2 separate regions of the Homo sapiens genome follow, and region 2 is linked to region 1. A link is a loop called in an ENCODE intact Hi-C map of the cell type or tissue named here. Cell type or tissue: PC-3. All regions are shown on one strand.

Region 1 (8,000 bases):
GCCTCAGCCTCCCAGGTAGCTGGGACTACAGGTGCCTGCCACCACTCTCGGCTAATTTTTTTGTATTTTTTTTAGTAGAGACGGGGTTTCACTGTGTTAGCCAGGATGGTCTTGATCTCCTGACCTCGTGATCCACCTGCCTCGACCTCCCAAAGTGATGGGATTACAGACGTGAGCCACCGTGCCTGGCCAATTTTTGTATTTTTAGTAGAGACGGGGTTTCACCATGTTGGCCAGGCTGGTGTTGAACTCCTGACCTCGTGATCTGCCCGCCTCCGCCTCCCAAAGTGCTGGGATTACAGGCATGAGCCACTGTGCCCGGCCCAAGCCCTTCTTAAAGTTGAATCATTGATCTGGGATGCTAATGACTTTTAAAAACTTGATTGATTTGAAAATAATGTAAATTCATAAACTTTTATGAATTTTTATATTATTTTATTTTATAAAATAATATAATTTCATAAACTTTTCCCCCTCCCATATGGATATCAACTGAGATCAAACCTGTGTGGGAAACCAGGTAACTATCTTAAAACTGTACAACTGCTGGCCGAGGCAGGCGGGTCACAAGGTCAGGAGATCGAGACCATCCTGGCTAACACAGTGAAACCCCGTCTCTACTAAAAATACAAAAAATTAGCCGGGCATGGTGGCAGGCACCTGTAGTATCAGCTACTTGGGAGGCTGAGGTAGGAGAATGGTGTGAACCTGAGAGGCAGAACTTGCAGTGAGCTGAGATCACGCCACTGCACTCCAGCCTGGGCGACAGAGCGAGAGTCCGTCTCAAAAAAAAAACAAACAAAACAACAACAACAAAAAAAACTGTACCACTGCTGCCATCATTATAATTTGAAACTAATACAAGTTGGTGAAAGCTGATTAAACTTCCTTGCTTCATGCCTTGTCAGCCCAATCAACTGTATTTCAACATAGTGGTGTAACATATTTTCTTTTACTCATGTACTTGATAGAAGGAGGGTGTTGATGTGTGATATTATCAACAGTGTCTCTGATCTGTATTCTTCCTTACAATTGTCAGCTGCTCACAGGAACAGCAGAACAGTGTTTTTGTAGATTCTGATTCATTGAGTGTTGGTGCTGATGAGACCTTTGGGATTATTTAGTTAAAATTCTTTTATTTTTAATCTCCGTGACATGAGTTTACCTATATAACAAAACTTCACATGTACCCCTGAACCTAAAATAGAAGTTAAAAAATTAAAGTTAAAAAATAATCTTTTGGCTGGGTGCGGTGGCTCACGCCTGTAATCCCAGCACTTTGGGAGGCCAAGGCAGGCGGATCACGAGGTCAAGAGATCGAGACCATCCTGGCCAACATGGTGAAACCTCGTTTCTACTAAAAATACAAAAATTAGCTGGGCATGGTGGCGCGTGCCTGTAGTCCCAGCTATTTGGGGGGCTGAGGCAGGAGAATCGCTTGAACCCAGGAGGTGGAGGTTGCAGTGAGCTGAGAACGTGCCACTGCACTCCAGCCTGGGCGACAGAGCGAGATTCCGTCTCAAAAAAAAAAAAAAAAACTTTTATTTTGGCATCTGAGAAAACCAAAGCCTAGAGAAGTAAAGCGGCTTTTACTAATTGTCATGTGCTCTTTTCATTTAGTCATCACAGTGACAGTCTCAGAAGAGCTTCTCTCCAGTGGCATAGGTGGGCACCCAGTTCTCAGTAGTAGTAGGTCTTATTAAAGACAAACAGTGGAAGGTAGCGTTGGAAACAATTTTGAAGCAGCTTTACTTTAATTAAATGATCATTCTTTTTGATAAAAAGAAAAAGGAGAATCTCCTTAAGGTTGCAATGTTTGTAAATACCTTGTCCCCTCTGTGAGATTTTACATTTGAAGTTGTTTCTTATAATTGTTTTATATATGGTATAGTCTTTTTTTTTTTTCCTGTCAGGGTCAGATTTTCTATCACAGTACTTTTTGTTAGAAAATAAAATATGACTTGGGTACCAATTAGAAGGACTTTTGTTTAGTTCTCATCTCCTCAAAAAGGTTAAGTTTAAGTATTTAGTTAAAACATGTTAATGAGTTTCTTTGTGAAATGTTTTTGTTTTAGTTACTTACACATTGGGCATGCAAAAGCTGCTCTTCTGAACCAGCACTACCAGGTTAACTTTAAAGGGAAACTGATCATGAGATTTGATGACACAAATCCTGAAAAAGAAAAGGAAGATTTTGAGAAGGTAATTAAAAGTGTAGTGATGACCCTTTGCCAGAAAAGTGAATTAAAGTTACAGGATTACCTAATACCTTCATGGTATGAAAATAAATTTTGTTCTCATAGCTGCTTTTTTCCCTATCTATATATTCCATATCTGAGACCTAAGCCAAGAAATGTCGAGCTCCCATACCAAAAAACTTAAGAGTTATTTTTCCTTTCCCCAGTTATAGAGTTTACCTGAATGATATGTTTTCCTATAATACCAATTTATTAAATGGTCACTGGAGGCAGGTTTTTTGGTCATATAATCTTAAGTTTATGAATGAAATAAACACTAAGTAGGTATTGGAAAATGTGAAGGTTTCCTAGCCTCTTATCTTTATTCAGAAGTATGGCAGTGTATTCAAAGAGAGGGCAAATGATTGTCAGTTCTCCCAGTAATGACCAGCTTTTCCAAAGTAAATGGAAAACTCCATCGTGAGATCAGCTTTCTCAGCTGGAAATTTGGAGGCTAATATAATGAGTATCTATCTGTTTTTTCTTTTTTGATCTAATATCATGTAACTTCCACAACCATTTTCAGGCTAAATAAGACTGATGGTCTATGTTACATTTGCTTAAATGCAGTATCAAGGGTTGAAAATGCACGAAAAAATGCAAAAGATATACTGATGGTTATTTTGGTTTCTTACTACAGGTTATCTTGGAAGATGTTGCAATGTTGCATATCAAACCAGATCAATTTACTTATACTTCGGATCATTTTGAAACTATAATGAAGTATGCAGAGAAGCTAATTCAAGAAGGGAAGGCTTATGTGGATGATACTCCTGCTGAACAGATGAAAGCAGAACGTGAGCAGAGGATAGACTCTAAACATAGAAAAAACCGTAAGCCACATTGTTTTATATTTTAATTGATATTCTTATATTGTGCTTCTTTAGTAGAACGTGATTTCTTTTTTGTGAAAGCTGCTAGTTTTTTTGTTTGTTTGTTTGTTTTGAGAAGGAGTCTCGCTCTGTTGCCTGGGCTGGAGTACAATGGCGCGATCTCGGCTCACTGCAACCTCCGCCTCCCAGGTTCAAGTGATTCTTCTGCCTCAGCCTCCCAAGTAGCTGGGATGACAGGCGTGCACCACCACACCTTGCTAATTTTTGTATTTTTAGTAGAGACGGGGTTTCACCATATTGGCCAAGCTGGTCTCGAATTCCTGACCTTGTGATCTGCCTGCCTTGGCCTCCCAAAGTGCCGGGATTACAGGCATGAGCCACCGTATCTGGCAAAAGCTGCTAGTTTAAATACATTTGGGTATATGACTCATTTGTCTTAGAAATCTTTTTTCTTCCTCTATCTTTATGTTCTTGTTATTTTATTAACATCACAACTGCATGTGAATATGCCCTTAGTATCTCACTTATTATGTGTAGTCTTTTGCATTGTATTCATTCAATTTGAAGGATTCCTTCTGCAACATTTTACAGTTTTCTTACTTTAAATACTTAGCCTTTCTATAATACAATGTTTGATGATAATGTTGTCACCCAAGTCTTCCTTTTGGCATGTGGGTAAATATGAATATAATATATAGTACAAGCTCAGTACTAACCTGTATCTCTGAAATATCACTTGACTGAAGAGCATATCTTTCTTATTCATGGCTTCTCTCCTGAACTTCTAAATTGGGTGATTTTCATTCTGTAATTATGTTGTCAGAACTTCACTATAATTAAACCTGGAGTGCCACATTTGGGAAGTATTAGTAAATTAAAATAGTTATAATGAGTCTTTTTTATTTTGAAAAGGTTTTCTACATTTTCAGAGGTGGCTAACCAATGGACTTTTAGACCTATCTTGATTATTTGAGGGCAAGTGTCTTACATTTCTAGTAGCTTCCACAGAAAATTATTGTTTAACAGTTTGTATGCATACAGGGCAGGTTTTTGCTAGATATTGTGATATAGAGGGAGCCATAGCCACTTGGAATGTAGAGTCCTTTTTTCTGGTATTAAACTCTTTTCTTTCCTGTGTCACTGTTTTCTATCACCTCTTATTTTCTTGGATCCAAGAGTATCCTGCTTCTCATTGGGATGATGAAGGGGCTTTCAGGGAGCCCATGAGCTCAGACTCTCAACCTGAGCTGTGTTCTTTAGATAGGCACGGTCTGTAGTGCCAATGCCTGTGGGACCTTAGGGCCGGACCAAACCATTCTGTCCCTTAGGCATGAGGTGGCAAAATAAGAATGCTTCTGCTTTAAAGGCAGAATGTTAAATTTCAGGGAGATGAGAAGAGAAGGGGCTGGCCCGTTGTGCCATGATGGGAAGGGAAACACTAGGTGAGCGGAGCCTTCAGGCCTTGTACTTTTTCTTATGCTTAATTGATACCACATGAGTGGAATGTATTGATGTTACCTTTTCTAAAACGTATTTGTATTTGCTAAATGTATTGTGAAACTTCTTTAATTAAAAAATGACGCATTTGCTCTTGGTACTGGATACTGGAAATATTACAGTGTTTTTAAACTAACACAGGGTGGTTATAAAACAAGAACATGAAAATTTATATCAAATTATAGCACTATGAGAATAATTTGAATTTAACCAGATTAGTGAACCGTAATGTAATTATCATTTTATAGCTATTGAGAAGAATCTACAAATGTGGGAAGAAATGAAAAAAGGGAGCCAGTTTGGTCAGTCCTGTTGTTTGCGAGCAAAAATTGACATGAGTAGTAACAATGGATGCATGAGAGATCCAACCCTTTATCGCTGCAAAATTCAACCACATCCAAGAACTGGAAATAAATACAAGTAAGTATATCTCCTTCAATATGCTAGGTAGCCATCTGTGCTTTTGTTTTGATCTTCTTTAAACATGGAGTACAAGCAAAATAGTCAAGAAACCTGGCCTTTTGTTCATCCATGGGTTCACTGGCTGGTGGCCTTCTGTAAAGGCATGTAGCCTTTCACGGGCCGTTTACTCACCTGTCAATTAAGGTTCTACCACATTATTTCTAAGATCACTTCCATCTATGAAAGTCCTGAGTCTGCCTAGAGTTGCTTTTTTTGTATTGATTAGGTATACTGTGATGTACATCTTTAGGTGAAGATACTTTGCTTCCTGTAATAAACTTTGAGTCTACTTTGCACAAATTGATTCCTAAAAGTAATAGTATTGAAAACTTCCAGAAATATGAACAATACAGGAGAGTAACATGTGTTTAGATTAGTTTTCAATGTGGATTTGTAGGTTAACGAATCTTTGTTTTAAATGGACCTTTTCCAAAAAAAAAAACCCTACTTTATAAAATAAATCATAAAAAATATTTTTTAATACTTTGAAGAAGCGTACTACACATAAATGCTGAATTAAAATTTCTGAAGAGAATGGTAAATGTAAATGATTACTTGGTTAGCTGATGTGACTTACTTTAAACTCATGGGTGCTGACATGTCTGTCCATATATAGACAAATACACATGTGATTATATGTGCATACATATCATTTTTCTCAGGATTACTCCTTGTTTTACTAAGCAAATCCTTTCAATACATTTGGAAAAGTGACTTTGGATACACATTTTCAGTGTCAAATAATTGCAAAGCATAATGCAGTAGCATCTTAATCAAGTTGTATCTTAAAAGTTAGAATGTATAATGGCTGGGCACAGTGGCTCATGCCTGTAATGCCAACACTTTGGGAGTCTGAGGCAGGAAGCTCTCTTGAGGCTAGGAGTTTGAAACCAGCGTGGGAAACATAGCAAGAACCTGTCTCTACCAAAAAATAAATTAAAAAAAAAAACTAGCCAGGTATGGTGGCACGCTTCAGTAGTTCTAGCTGCTTGGAAGACTGAGGCAAGAAGATTGCTTCAGTCCAGGAGTTCAAGGTTACAGTGAGTTGTGATCATGCCACTTCACTCCAGCCTGAGCAACAGAGTGAAACCCTGTCTCTAGACAAACAAAAAGGAAAGCATTGGTTGGGTGTAGTGGCTCATGCCTGTAATACCAGCACTTTGGGAGGCCTTGGTGGGTGGATCACTTGAGGCCAGGAGTTTGAGACCAGCCTGGCCAACATAGTGAAACCCCATCTCTACTTTAAAACAAATACAAAAATTAGCGGGGCATGGTGGCGCATGCCTGTAATCCCATCTATACCTGGGAGGCTGAGAATCACTTGAACCCAGGAGGCGGAGGTTGCACTGAGCTGAGATCGCACCGGTGCACTCTAGCCTGGGTAAAAGAGCGAGACTGTCTCCAAAAAAAAAGAAAGAAAGCATAATGCACTAATATATATATATATATATATATATATATATATATATATATATATATAAATTCAAATTGATACTGCATGTAAATTGTATACATTATCTTAGTCAGAAACTGTTTTTTAGACTATTTCATCTTAAATGTAATTTTGACCTAATGATTTTCTGGTCTTCTGTCGGTTTTTTTTTTTTACACAGTGAATGGAGCACTGTTTTTGAGTGTGTTTGAGTACTTTTAAGACTTTTAGGGATTTACTTGAGTAAGGGATTACTCAGAACAGAGTGAGACTCCGTCTCAAAAAAAAAGATGTTCAAAAGCTAAATTTCCTTAAAATTATTACATGTATTATTTATTGCTTCCTACTATGTTATACATTGGCCATTACAGAAATATTATGATTATACAATTTGCCAAGCCAATACCTAATTTTGTATTAGATTGCAAATTTGCTTTTTTGTTTGACTGCTAAGTTGACAACTGACTCATTGTTCTCAAAGGCTGATAATGTTTTGATACACTTTGAGTATTAAGTCATAAAACCTTTTGGTTTTTAAGAATCTCTTAACTTGTAAAGAATTACATTTTAAATTAGTATTGTTGTTTATAATGCTTAATCTAAGAGGGAAAGGGTAAAATGTTTTGTTTATTTTATTTTCTTTTTTTCTAGTGTTTATCCAACATATGATTTTGCCTGCCCCATAGTTGACAGCATCGAAGGTGTTACACATGCCCTGAGAACAACAGAATACCATGACAGAGATGAGCAGTTTTACTGGATTATTGAAGCTTTAGGCATAAGAAAACCATATATTTGGGAATATAGTCGGCTAAATCTCAACAACACAGTGCTATCCAAAAGAAAACTCACATGGTTTGTCAATGAAGGACTAGTAGATGGATGGTATGTTTAATGTTACTTAGAATTGACAAGAAGTAAGGACATAGTAGATCAGTGATTTTTAAACTGCTTGAGAGATAGGGAAGGTGATTGGGAGGAGGGGGAATGGGTAGGCCTATAGAATTCCTGATTCTTATCTTCTTCTCAGCCAGTGCATTAGGGCTTCCCCTTCTTGTTTTAATGCCACAAATAATGGAGTGCCCACTGGGGATCATGGAATGAAAAACACACATGAGGGCACATCCTCTGCAGGTCTTAGCATTTAATAGAAGAACAGTTTTGACTTTCTGGTTCTTGGTATATTTGGTTACTGATCTCTACTCTCTGCTGAGGCTGAGGTTTTTCTTTTTGGCTAGGTCCCAAGAAGGTTAAAATACCCTTGAATCGAAGTGAAGATGTAAAAGTTTATCTTGAGCTCCATGAAAAGGGTATTACTGCATACTTACTGAGGTTTGCAGATCCCTGCAGAATATTAATTTCCTACATATATTTTTGTTTTATTCCAAAGGGCTTTATAAAGTATATTCATATGTGAATGACAGGATACCATCTTTTTTCTGATTCTCATGGTCCTATGTGGAATAGGGACCTTGAAAATGTTTGATAAATAAAAATGTATGAATGCATGGGATTTCCATATTTGAAAATGTCACCATT
Region 2 (8,000 bases), 95 kb before region 1:
AAGACAACACTGTAACTGAATTCACACTCTTACTCTCTGGAGTTTGCTAAGCAATGGCAGAAAGGCTCTTTTACCCAGGCATAGAGTGAAGACTACGTATCAGAGATGAAGTGAGGAACTAGGCAGTCTCAGGAGATTAGTGTGTTGACACAGCAAGCACTAAGTCCAAAGACCAGACTCTAACTGGACTTAACTGGAAAATGACAGGAATAAATCATACTATTTTTTGAGTTTCAGTTTCTATAAACATCGGAAAAAGTGACGAAGACTAGGCGAAAATTTTTATTCTTAAAAGAAAAAGTCCTAATAACTAAAGAAAGTGAGTAACGTTATGACTATAGATGAAACATATCCATTTTATTTTATTTTAATTAATTAATTTTTTTGAGACAAGGTGTTACTCTGTGGCCCAAGCTGGATTGCAGTGGCATGATCATAGCTCACTTGAAGCCTTGAACTCCTGCGTCAAGTAATCCTCCCGCCTCAGCCTCCTGAGTAGCTGGGACTACAGGCCCATGCCAACATGCCCTGCTTTCTTTCCCCCCCTCTAGAGATGGGAATCTCGCTTTGTTGCTCAGGCTGGTCTCAAATGCCTGGCCTCATGCAATCCTCCAGCCTTAGCCTCCCAAAATGCTGAGATTATGGGTTGTGAGCCACCACACTCAGCTCCACATCCATATTTTAGAATCCTAAATTCAACTTTAATAAAACTAAGCTCTTTTTCATATTCTTGGCCTGGCACGGTGGCTCATGACTATAATCCTAGCACTTTGGGAGGCCAAGGCAGGAGGATCACTTGAGCCCAAGAGTTCAAGACCAGCCTGGGCAACATAGTAAAGACCCCACATCTATTTTAAAAAAAATAAAAATAAGTTCTTTTTCATATTCCTAAATATCAGAAAATTCAATGACATTTTAAATGTTATTTAACTACATTCAAGTAACCTACTGAGCATATAACTAAAAGCATTAAGAAAGAAAGATTCCAGTTTTGCTGTTGGCATGTTATTAAAGCAACCGTAAAATCCCACCAAGTTTAGTCAGACACCTCTAGTCTAAAATTCATTTTAATTGCTACATTTTTATAACAATATTAGTAATTTAGATATAGCGCATATTTTAATATAAGAAATGTAATTTTGTGTTTTATACATACTTTATTTGCAAATTTAAAAAACTTTTTAAAAAAACTGACAAAAGTCTCTTAGTGAGGAGGAAAGGTTTTTTGTTTTTCTTTTAGCTTACCTAATTACACTTACGAGAAACAACGTAACTACACATTAGCTACATCAATGAAAAGCAATCCTGCAATTATTTTTAAAAATCCAATTTCAAAAAGGCTACTGTAAATAAAACAACATACTTCAGATTTTTTTCCTTGTTACATAAGTATATGAATCAGAACAAAAGAAAAATTTGTTCAATGTATCCAAAAGAAACATGAAACATTTTTAAGGGAAGAAGCTTTATCTCATTAAGAGAGCAAGTCTCACTAATATTTAGAGAGCAAGACTTCCTTCCTTACTTTATATTGTGAATTATGAAAACATCATGTTCTAAATAAAGTCTACTAAATGCACTTTAGTAAGCATTATGTTCTATAATTCGGTTCTATTATGAGATTCTAGATAAATTATTTGTATTTTTAAAACAATAAAGTTAATTTTAAAATAAGAGAGTAAAGAAAAACCCAACAAATACATGTTAATTAGCTAGATTTAGCCATTCCACAATGCATACATATTTCAAAACATGTTGTACATAATATAAGCAATTTTTGTCAATTGAATAAATTAATTTTGGGCGGGCACGGTGGCTCACACCTGTAATCCTAGCACTTTGGAAGGCTGAGATAGGTGGATCATTTGAGCTAAGGACTTCAAGACCAGCCTGGGCAACATGGCAAAACCCGGTCTCTACAAAAATACAAAAATTACCCAGGTATGGTGGTGCGTGACTATAGTCTCAGCTACTTGGGGGGTGCTGAGGCAGGAGGATCACTTGAACCCAGGAGGCAGAAGATGCAGTGAGCCGAGATTGCACCACTGCACTCCAGCCTGGCAACAGAGTGAGACTCCATCTCAAAAAAAAAAAAGGCCGGGCGCGGTGGTTCACGCCTATAATCCCAGCACTCTGGGAGGCCGAGGCGGGCGGATCACCTGAGGTGGGGAGTTCGAGACCAGCCTGACCTACATGAAGAAACCCCATCTCTACTAAATATACAAAAATCAGCCAGGCATAGTGGCGCAAGCCTGTAATCCCAGCTACTTGGGAGGCTGAAGAAGGAGAATCGCTTGAAGCTGGGAGGCAGAGGTTGCAGTTAGCCAAGATCCCACCATTGCACTCCAGCCTGGGGAACAAGAGCAAGACTCCAACTCAAAAAAAAAAAAAAAAGTGTGACAGAGAGCTTTGAAAACAAAAATTGCAATAAAAATAAACAGACATATAACCCACAAACTTGAGCTAGGTATAATGATGATAAAAACAAAGATAAACTTAATGTTCAAACAAAATCTAAAAAGATAATTTGAAAAAAGTATATAAAGTTAACTGTGAACAAGTGCTCAAAAGACACTCATTATAGAGATGTGACAAACATCTAACAAAATCCAAACACTGGATAAGTTATGTTCATTTGATTTTCATACACAAGGAACTAGGCAACCATTAAGAGCTAAGCTGACATTTTTAACAGGTACATATTCATTCTTCTATAACTAATTAAATTACATCTTCTTTTGTATATCATTATGTTCCTTTATAAACAACTGTATTGGACATCTTATATACATATCCTCACACAAGAGGTATTAGTCCTATTTCCTTTGGGTAAATACTTAGAAGTGGAATTTTTTTATAATGAAACCAAGATAATACTTAAAAGATTTCTTAAATAATTTTCTGTTTCCTAAAAAAATTTTTAAACAATTTTCTAACTATTTCCTTGTGATATTTAATATTCTTCAGAAAAAAATGCAGGAAAATTCCTAATTTGTCTGAAATTTAAGAATTCTACCTTCATTTCTTTAACATTGTATACTTAACACAAACTCATAGTTAACCTATAACCCAAAGATCAGTATAAACGACTGCTGATAAAAGTGGGTGAAACCACTTACCAGTATGTAATCTATATGCTTCCATCTTAATGCTTTACTTCATAAAGCAATAAATCCATCATAAAACCTTGTACTTTACTCAAAGGCCTTATCTCAACACATGCATTACGTGTCCCTTCTTAGGTTTCAATCAGTGAAAATCCACTAGGTAGCATGAGCAACTATGACATCAGCCAATCATTCTGAACTTCGATATCAACCGGAATGAGGCTTATTTAGCGTGTTATGGACATTAAGCAGCATTAAGATTACTAAAGCAACAAAGAAACGACTGCTGTCATCCCACTGTCTTCTGTGTTTTGCCTTTATAAGCAAAAATATTGAAGATTATTAAGACAACTTTTCTTCTGTAACTTACTGGAAGAAGAATGAGGTAAGAGGCTAAATGTTTCACATTTGTTTACTAAATTTAATTCTAGAACAATGTGAAATTTGGAAGGGGAAATTCTATTTTTAGTTTAATCCTAGATTTATGTTTTAAAGCTGACAGAAAACCATTTTGAAGAAATTTTTCTTTATTTAATGAACATAAATTTTTTGAACAAAAGGTTTATTATTGTTAACTGAGAAAAAATTTGAGGTAGCTAAAGTTAACACTCAAATTATATTGGAAATTCCTTGGCTATTTTTACTAAATTTCTCATAATTTCCAGAAGTTAGGGGCTAAGTTTCACTATGTTAACTATAGCATTAATAGCATGAAAGTGATTATAACTGTTTGAAATGATGAAAGAAATTTAACCAACTTCTTTTCCTTCCCAGGTAGCCAGTGTTTCTACATTTTATCTTTTTTATGCTAAAAATTATTTCTTCTGTTTTTATTGACTAGTAACAGATTTCAACCCAAATTCTAATGGCATTATCTCACAGATTCAAAAAATGACCAATGACAGTAAAGTCAGAAATGGAATTATTTCTTGATAAAATACAAATATGATCTAAAATGCAAATGACACTATTAATTCAAATCAAAATAAAACATCAGCGTTTCAAATCTACCAGTCCCTAAACTTATTTAGAACATGAATAAATCGAGACTTTCTTCTGTGAAACAAGTATACTTAGAGATATCGTACAGCTCCCATGATGAGCAAAAGGAATCTCCTTATATGTTTAATGGTGTTATCAAGTGTAACAGCAACTCCATGTGGACTGTGTACCAATTTCCAGTGGAGATGCTGTTACTTTTGATGGTTACCAACTTGCTACAATATAAAGGTATAATAAAGAAAGACAGAAAATTGTGGTCACTTGGACTCTCATTTGATTCCAGCAGAAAAAAAGATTTTCAGCCTGTTTTATAAAATTAACAAATGATTAAGAATTAATATCAATTTTCTTAAATTCAAGTTTTGTAACACCAAAAAGATCCAATAATGGAAGAGGATTAAAGTCATCATTCAGAAATGGTATACAGGAAAATGACCTATGAATTGACAGACAATATAGCTGAGTTTGTCTGTCATTTCTTTAGGCCAATATTCTGTATGACTGTGCTACTTCAATATCAGAAATCGACTAACACCACGCAACCAACGCAATGGCAGGTACACAGAAGATAATCTGTAACACTACCATGTAAATGTATTGAGTAAATAAAACATAAATATACCTAATGAAAACTTGTGTTTTTCTGACAAAGCTCATATTTATTTAACCTAACTTACTGACCAGTCAACCTATGTACCATTTAATTATCAGGATGTATCAATTAAACCAGTTTGCTATATTTACTAATACATACATATGATCCACCTCAGAGTCCAGAGGGCTATTCCACCAAGGAATCCCCACCCACCTCAATCACTTCAGTGAAATTCCCTAGACATCTTGCTCTCTAAATAGTGAAAAGAAGAGTAGCCGGGCACAGTGGCTCACGCCTGTAATCCCAGCACTTTGGGAGGCTGAGGCGGGCGGATCACTTGAGGTCGGGAGTTTGAGACCAGCCTGACCAACATGGAGAAACCCCGTCTCTACTAAAAAATATATATATATAAAATTAGCCGGGCGTGGTGGCACATGCCTCTAATCCCAACTACTCAGGAGGCTGAGGCAGGAGAATCACTTGAACCTGGGAGGCGGAGATTGCAGTGAGCTGAGATCGTGCCACTACACTCCAGCCTAGGAAACAAGAGTGAAACTCCATCTCAAAAAAAAAAAAAAAAAAAAAAAAGAAGAGGAGACAATGACATGGCTTATAAAACTTTCCAAAAAAAAAAAAAACTTTCCAGTGTGAAATTTTAAACAAATGTTTGTGGAAACTCGTCTCAGGTATAATCACTTTAATTCTTTTTCTTTTAAACTAAGTCTGAGGCTGGGCATGGTAGCTCATGCCTGTAATCTCAGCACTCTGGGAGGCAGAGGTGGATGGATCCTTTGTGGCCAGGAGTTCGAGACCAGCCTCGTCAACGTGGCAAGAGCCCATCTCTACTAAAAATACAAGAATTAGCCAAGTCAGTGGCGCGTGCCTGTAGTCCCAGCTACTCAGGAGGCTGAGGAGGGAGAATCACTTGAACCTGGGAGGTGGAGGTTGTAGTGAGCCAAGATCACATCACTGCACTCCAGCCTGGGTGACAGAGTGAGACTGTATCAAAAATAAAATAAAATAATCTGAACTGGACAGAATTTACATTAATTCTTAATGTAAGTATTAAGATATTAGTAGTTTACATCTGACCAAGCTCTGTAAGAACACCACAGCAACAATATTTAGATTATTCCTAAAGTCTTACCTCAGATCCAACTTATAATAATATTGAAATAGCTTTCCAATGACTTTCCAGTCTCTAGCCTCTACTTTCTTTTCCTAAAACATACTCTTACTCCTCAAGTCTACTTAAAAGTTTAAACTTCTTAATAGCATAATTTAGAAAAAATTCCATTCACCAAATTAAAAAAAATTGCTCAAAGAAAATGAAAATCTGGAATGTGTTCCTAAAAGGAAGAATTAACATTCCCCTCTCCACATCTGTGAAAAACAGCAACAACACTCAAAGCCTCCCTAATATTACTAGAAGATAAACTAGCTAGACTATTATCTCATTAAAAACAGGGGCCATGTCAGTCTTGTTCACTGTAGCAACTAGCAGTTCCTAGCACTGACACGTACTAAGTGCTTGACAATGTGTTCTGTTTTGTTTCGTTCTGAAGAGACAGTGTCTTGCTCTGTCATCCAGGCTGGAGTGCATTGGCATGATCATAGCTCACTATAACCTCAAACTCCTGGACTTGAGCGATCCTCTCGCCTTAGCCTCCCAAGTCGCTGGGACTACAGGCCCACACTACCACACCAGCTAATTTTTAAATTTTTCTGTAGAGATGGGGTCTCACTGTAATCTTGAACAGCTGGCTTCAAGCAATCCTGCCGCCTTGGCCTCCCAAAGTGCTGGGATTACAGGCATGAGCCACTGTGCCCACATAACAATGTTTCTTAAGTGAATACATGAATAGCTCATCATCTATGGAATACTGTGCTTTACACCAAGTAGTTTGCATTTATTATTTAGTATTCATAACAGTCTACCTGCAACCATTGCTTTTCCTATTTTATAGAGGAGCCAGAGGCTAAGTAAATTCCTCAGTCTCACACACAGTGAATGGCAAAGCCTGGGTTCAAATTCAGTTGCCATTCTCCAAAGCTCACAGATTTCCAAGCAACTTCTCTTTCGAAAAGCACAAAAGGGAGCTGTTCGGGATAAAAGAATTATTCTAAGACACAATTATGATAGTGGCTGTAAAACTTAACAAATTTACTATAAATCACTTATAATAAATGAATTTTTCTTTTTTAATTTTTTTGAGATAGAGTCTCACTCTGTCACCCAGGCTGGAGTCCAGTGGCACGATCTTGGCTCACTGCAACCTCTGCCTCCCAGGTTCAAGCAGTTCTCTGCCTGAGCCTTCGGAGTAGCTGAGATTACAGGCCCGCGCCACCATGCCTGGCTAATTTTTGTATTTTCGGTAGAGATGGAGTTTCACCATCTTGGCCAGGCTGGTCTTGAACTCCTGACCTCATGATACACCAGCCTCGGCCTCCCAAAGGGCTGGGATTACAGGCGTGAGCCACCGCACCTGGCCATGAATTTTATAGTATGTAAAGTATGCTTTAATAAAGCTTAAGAATGAGGCTGATCTATGTGTAGTGATTTGGAATAAATCATAACACATAAAGTGAAAAAAATCTAGGCACAGAGCAGAAGATAGAGATACTCTCTTTTGTATAAACATATGTATGTGCTGACAGAAGAATTCATTTTTTCTGGAAAGATTCAGAAACAGCTGTAAACAATGACTGCCTCAAAAAAAGGTTCTGGATACCTGGAGTAGGAAAAAGCCTACTTTTCAGTGTACAAGCTTTTCTACTATGAATTGTTCACTATGTCCATCTATTACCTTTCCAACTCAAAAAAAAAAAAAGGGAAAAACTGGGAATATAATCATCAGTGTAATCATGTGCATTTAACTACAATTTCTTAAATTTTAAGTATCTACACAATTACATAATCCCATTTCCACTGAAAAGGAAAGCAGACTCAGAATGTGAGAGTGATTCTCTTCATTCCTTTAGAAAAAATACATTTCAGGCTCCCCTGCTAAACACTGTCCATCTTTGGATCCATGATACCTTAATACAGCCCAATAAATTCTCATAGAAAAAAAGTCAGAGACTTTACTTCTAAGTATCAATATTTAAGAAAATCTAGTTAATATTTTAACTGTATGATAGAATTGTTTTGAACTTATATTTTAGTCCCCCAAAAGACTATTTTAGCATATTTTATTTAACATATATAAACGGTTCTTAATCATCCACATTATTTTTCAATTTTTGAAGAAAAAATATTTCACTTTAAAACACTAAAAAATTTTAGAAAGCATTCT

The links. Hi-C counts contacts between places; a loop is a spot of excess contacts. Peaks named below come from ENCODE experiments on the same cell type or tissue, not always from the same donor. Only the 100,000 strongest peaks of a DNase experiment are listed, where the experiment ranks them.
Region 2: it touches region 1 in a loop (2.3-fold over the local background); 5 of 110 quality-filtered maps call a loop at or near these places.

The regions. Positions count from the first base shown.
Region 1 is chr1:220,019,334-220,027,333 of GRCh38, reverse strand. EPRS1 (glutamyl-prolyl-tRNA synthetase 1) reads left to right here. Exons shown (of 32, transcript NM_004446.3): 7 at 2,076-2,202; 8 at 2,878-3,070; 9 at 4,816-4,987; 10 at 7,113-7,346. Among named protein-coding and RNA genes, the nearest start is that of EPRS1, 23 kb to the left of the region's middle. RefSeq lists an enhancer at 102-603. In PC-3, no CTCF peak of the experiment used is centred here; no DNase peak of the experiment used is centred here.
Region 2 is chr1:220,114,477-220,122,476 of GRCh38, reverse strand. All of the region lies in intron 12 of IARS2 (isoleucyl-tRNA synthetase 2, mitochondrial), which reads right to left. It overlaps MIR215 (microRNA 215), which reads left to right and starts at 4,515; the gene lies at 4,515-4,624. It overlaps MIR194-1 (microRNA 194-1), which reads left to right and starts at 4,236; the gene lies at 4,236-4,320. It overlaps LOC124904515 (a long non-coding RNA gene), which reads left to right and starts at 3,364. Exons shown (of 2, transcript XR_007066883.1): 1 at 3,364-3,492; 2 at 4,594-4,735. RefSeq lists an enhancer at 7,635-7,804. In PC-3, no CTCF peak of the experiment used is centred here; no DNase peak of the experiment used is centred here.